2 separate regions of the Homo sapiens genome follow, and region 2 is linked to region 1. A link is a contact called in ENCODE Hi-C data. All regions are on one chromosome and are shown on one strand. Each heading gives the region's core, a stretch centred on a gene start or an enhancer-like site at or near the end of the contact. The rest is flanking DNA. Distances are from core to core; before and after follow the strand shown.

Region 1 (2,700 bases), core at 109-2,608:
TACACAATACTCCTAAGGACCAGATGGTAGGAATTACTTTTCCCCTTTAGTAGAAGGAGGAAAACAGAGGCTTTACAGAACCTTGGCAGCTTGCTATACTCACACAGACAGAGCTGGAGCTAGCGCCTGGCTGCTGGAATCTGTTTCCTCCCAGCTGCTAATCCGTGAACCCCCAGAATAAACTTTTGACCATATTCAGGCTTCACCACGAATCAAGCAACTAAATTTAATGAGAGCTTTAAATGTAAAATACTTGTGTTTAATAAAATAAAAATATGGTTCTGCAGCATGTGGCCCAGCTCTGGTGAAACCGTGCCAGGCCAACAACCAAAACAGGCAGCACACCATCAAGTCGGATCATGATTTAAGCATCGTCAGATGTTGACTTGGAACCGTTTACTCGTAAGACCCCAACAGGACATTAGAATCAATGCCTAGTTATGTATTTGTCCAAATCATTCTTAAAATATGAGGTCAATAAAATAATGTCTTTGTGCTCAGTCTCACAAATTCTGAGTACTGGGCCTTTAAAAAAGCCTGATGTGATGGGTAGCTGAGTGGTGAATTGTCACATTGCCAACACCTGTCTATGGAGATGCTTTTTTAAATTATTAAAATTTCAGAGAAAATTAACAGGTAGGTCTAAACATGAACAGAACTAACAGATTGTACTTAATTCATATCCACTGGATCTTCATACTGCTAGTAACTCTTCTGGCAGACACCCATGAAATGCATAATAAATTACTTTTGTTCCAGTAAAGGAATTCGTTTTCTTCGAAGATTCATTTAGCAATAACCTTTCAGAGCAATCTAAGCCAGATTTCTTAAATTTGGCCATGTTTTCCCGTAACATTATTTCATGTTTTCTGACAATTTTGTATATTCTTATAGAGGCGTTGGGGGGGCGGGTGGGAGAAAACTGCAAAGAATCTGTAATTTGCAAAGAAGAGCTGTATTCTGGGATGAGGCTATAAGAAATGGTGAATAACTTCTGCCCACACTTATTCTTTATCCAGTATTCTGGCTATCAGATAGTGATAATGAGTCACTTATTAAATAAACCACAATTCTGTGATAAATTATGTGGACATATGTTACAAACTATTTAAAGCTTTACTGTTTCCTAATGTACAAAGCCATTGGATATTGATGTAGCACACAATGCATTTTTAAACTACTTCTTACCATCCTCCCTGTCACACACACACACACACACACACACACACACACACACACACGAGATTTAAAAAAAAAAAAAAAGGAAGTCTAGAAAAAGCCTTGAGATCAGAATGAAAGTATGCAAATCCGCATGCTTGAACATTCCCTGCCGGGGTGACGTGTGACTTTCACGCAAAGGCCAATGTGGTCAGACAAGAACGTGAGTTATTAGAAGGGGCTGTGAACATAGAAAGAAAGGGAGCCTGGCACATAGGGAGCATGAAGATAAAATGCCAACAAAATATTTATGTTCATGGCTTGTAGCATGTGGCAAGTGGGATATTAATAACTGTGATGATTGGTCAACTCCCTGGGAGTGGTAACAGCCCTGGACTGGGAGGCAGGAGACGTCGGTTCCAGTCCCGGCTTCAATACTGGCTTGTTTTGTGACCTTAAGGAGTCACTCCGGATCTTGGTTTATAAATGAGGCAATAATAATACCTAACCACATAACTCTCTCACAGACCCTTTGGGAGATTAATGATTTTTTAACCCCTTTGCTACTCATTTAGAAAAGAGTGTTTTGGACGATAGACTGAAAAAAAAAACAGGCACTTCACTATTAAGAAATGCTTTTTCAGTAATTTCTTCATAAACATTCATTGAAGACAATTTTAACATTCTGAAAAGTTCCAAAACAGCATTTGTTTGTGTATGGATTTAAATCGCAGCATTAGAAGGATTTCAGTATGGCAATCTTGTGTTTCTCTTAAAAGAACCTTGTTATAACCACATTAGGTATGTCAACAAAAGTAATTTTTACTACTTTTTTTTTAACTTAATGTTACCCAACTGCCATATTCTTAGTACCATTACACATTTGATTTCTAAGTATAACATTGATAAGAAAATTTGCATTAACTGTCTTAAATACATTCTTGGTCAAGAGCAAATAACTTCTCACAGTTTTCCCACCTGTTTCAGTGGGAGGATATGTGATGCTAAAATTATTAATCAAACTAGTCCAATTTCTTTAAGAAAACATTCTTTCTTCTCTCTGAAGATTTCAAAGAAATGAACTAATATCGCATATTAATCTAACACGCTGTAGTGGCAACAACACTGACCGCATCAGCCAGACCTGCGGCCAACGTGAAACCACGCGTCTCAATTTGACACGTGACCTTGGAACTGTTCTTTACCTTCTGCATCTCACTTAGAAGGAGGAGTAAAAAATAAAATGTATCTAAAACACCTGGCACATAAAAGGTACCTGATAGAAACTAATTTCCTGCCTCCCTATGTTCACTATCTTATAAGTGAGTGAGTATTAGGAAAGGGAAAAACTTCCTCAAAGCAAGATCACTATGAGAAAATCGAAGACCAATCCACCACTGTTTGGCTCTCGAGTCCTCTAGAAGCTCTGTGGCATATTCAAGTTAAAAATGAAGCACTAATTTTCTGCTCCAGCCCCAGCAGGCTCTTGCATCAGAGCTCGCCTTCATACTTTCCTCTGAGCAACTTAACAGTATAAGCACA
Region 2 (2,723 bases), core at 168-2,667, 1.1 Mb before region 1:
TAGCCTCCTGACTTGCTTTGGCCAATAAACACAGTAGAAGTGGTACTGCCCGTTTTGGAGTCTAGACCTTAAGAAGTGTTGTATATTCCACATGTTCTATTGGACTTCTGCTTTGATGAGGACTCCATCTTTGATCCAACTTTAGACAGACTCCTCTGAGCCCTCCTCCTCGGAGCCCCAAGGCCTTGTCCTTGGCCTGCTCAACCTAGTTTAGCAAGAATTCTGCCAGGCCAGTTTAGCAAAAATCACCCCCAGTCTTGATGCCTAACAAGTTCCTCTTGATAAATTGACTCCTTCACCCTGCCTGTTGGCTAGAAATCCCTAGTTACCTCTGTGGTATCCAGAGTTGAGTTTAATCTCTCTCTCCTATTGCAGTAGTCTTGAATAAAGTTTCCCTTGCCTGTTTAACTCTGTCTGGTGCAGTTTTTCTTTGGCAGCTTCCACCATGAGAACAAGCCCAGACTAGCCTGCTGAAGCTTGAGAGACCATGTGGAGCAGAGCTAAGTCCTCCCAGCCAAGGCCATCTGTATTAGTCTGTTTTCATGCTGCTGATAAAGACATACCCAAGACTGGGAAATTTACAAAAGAGGTTTAATTGGACTTACAGTTCCACATGGCTGGAGAAGCCTCACAATCATGGTAGAAGGCAAAGAGGAGCAAGTCCCATCTTACATAGATGGCAGCAGGCAAAGACAGAATGAGGAAGATGTAAAAGCAGAAACCTCTGATAATACCATCAGATCTCATGAGACTTATTCACTACCACAAGAACAGTATGGGTGAAACCGCCCCCATGATTCAATTATCTCCCACTGGGTCCCTCCCCCAACATGTGGGAATTATGCCAGTACAATTCAAGATGAGATTTGGGTGGGGACACAGCCAAACTGTATTACCATCCTAGACCAGCCAGCCTTCAGCTGACTGCAGACACACAAGTGAGCCTGGGTGAGACCAGCTGAGCTGCCCAGCAAAATCTAGACTCATGAGAAAAAAGAAATGGCTATTAGTTTAAACCAGTAAGATTTGAGGTGGTTCGATTTGCAGCATTATCATGGCACTAGATGACAGGTAGAGAGGAGAAGAAAAGGTAAGAGGAGCAGAGCAGGACTTTTTGAAGATCTCCTTGCCCTGAGCTCCATGAGTCCTGCAGAGTGCATGTCGTGTGGCTCCTGTAGCATGAGTGAGGGACAGCCCTGTCTCTTTGGCTACCACTCCTGGCAAGGGGAGGCAGGGGAATGGGATTGCAGCTGGCTCTGCGGGTCCCTCCCTCAGTAACCAGGCAGCAAGGAGAGGCAGGGAGGATAGGCGGGCAGGGACTGGCTAGCGCCGGGGTTGACTTGGCGGTATGTGCCAGCTGGAAAATAATTAAGTCCTAGATTCCAAATAACTTCAAGTGCATATGGGTGGGACTGAGCTATGAATAGCAGGCCTGAAGAACTATGAAATACCAGCACCACAACACTGGTGGCAGCAGTCTCTGCTTGAATGTCCTCCTCCCCAGGCTGGGGCCCCACTCTGCCTTGGGCCTATTGTTCTCCCACACAGCCTCTCTAGGTCCCTCAGTCCTTTCTTCCTTTTTCTAAAAAAAAAAAAAACAAAATTCTGGTAAAATACACATAACATAAAATGTGCCCTTTTCTGGCTGGGCGCGGTGGCTCAAGCCTGTAATCCCAGCACTTTGGGAGGCCAAGGCGGGTGGATCACGAGGTCAGAAGATCGAGACCATCCTGGCTAACACGGTGAAACCCCATCTGTACTAAAAGTACAAAAAAATTAGCCGGACGTTTTGGTGGGTGCCTGTAGTCCCAGCTACTCGGGAGGCTGAGGCAGGAGAATGGCGTGAACCCGGGAGGCGGAGCTTGCAGTGAGCCGAGATTGCGCCACTGCACTCCAGGCTGGGCGACAGAGTGAGACTCCATCTCAGAAAAAAAAAAGGTGCCCTTTTCCCCATTTTTAAGTGCACAGTTCAGTGGTATGAAATATGTTCACAGTGTTGTGCAGCCATCACCACCATCCATTTCTGGAATCTTTTCATCATCCGTAACAGAAACCCCAGCCCACTGAACACTAACTCCCCGTTCCTTCCTTCGCTGTCCCTGGTCACCACCATTCTACCACCTGTGTGTATGAATTTGCCTATTCCAGAAACCTCACATCAGTGGAGTCACACGACATCTGTTCTTGGGTCTCTCAGCCCTTTATTCTTACCTAGCATTGTTTTTAGACATCTGAAAAGCAGCCCACCAGGGATGGGAGAGCTACACCTTCTAGAACACCCCATCCCACTTCCTTTGACCCCCTATAAGAGTTGGGCTACATGACCTTGGCTTTGGGGTACAGGTGTCCTTCCACGTCAAGTCCCCAAACAAAGCACAGCACAGCACAGCACAGCACAGCACAGCACAGCACAGCACAGCACAGCACAGCACAGCACTCTTTCTGACCCAGCTCCTGAAGAGGCTGTGAGGACCTGTCCCGCTCCATTTACCTGCTCTGCCTCTGTAGTTCAGCTTGTTCTCGCGAAGCCCCTTCAGCCTCCGGTCAGGTGATGGGGAAGCTGGTGGGGTGAATGATCACCTCGGGTTTGTCTCACCAACCCCCGGAGGGCACGGTTCATGGTCCTTGAGTAGCCTCTAGGTGCCCGCCCAGTTTCAGGTCCAAGGCTGCACCTAGAATTATTGCTTCAATAGCTGAGGCTCTGGCTTGAGGTAAGCTGGAAT

Evidence for each region. A loop is a pair of places that touch in the nucleus more often than their neighbours do.
Region 2: a loop to region 1 is called in a map of vagina, with 6 times the contacts of the local background. The contact joins two enhancer-like sites. A Hi-C loop is called at or near these places in 1 of 168 maps with a recorded cell type or tissue (vagina).

What each region holds. Positions count from the first base shown.
Region 1 is chr18:22,189,574-22,192,273 of GRCh38, reverse strand. The region is part of intron 6 of GATA6 (GATA binding protein 6); the gene reads right to left. Among named protein-coding and RNA genes, the nearest start is that of GATA6, 21 kb to the right of the region's middle. Within about 2 kb of position 1,358, at least 16 of the 41 ENCODE cell types and tissues checked have a DNase peak (open chromatin) inside an H3K27ac peak, as active enhancers do.
Region 2 is chr18:23,275,308-23,278,030 of GRCh38, reverse strand. It overlaps a transcript of SLC35D4 not described here. Among named protein-coding and RNA genes, the nearest start is that of CABLES1, 140 kb to the right of the region's middle. Within about 2 kb of position 1,417, at least 2 of the 41 ENCODE cell types and tissues checked have a DNase peak (open chromatin) inside an H3K27ac peak, as active enhancers do.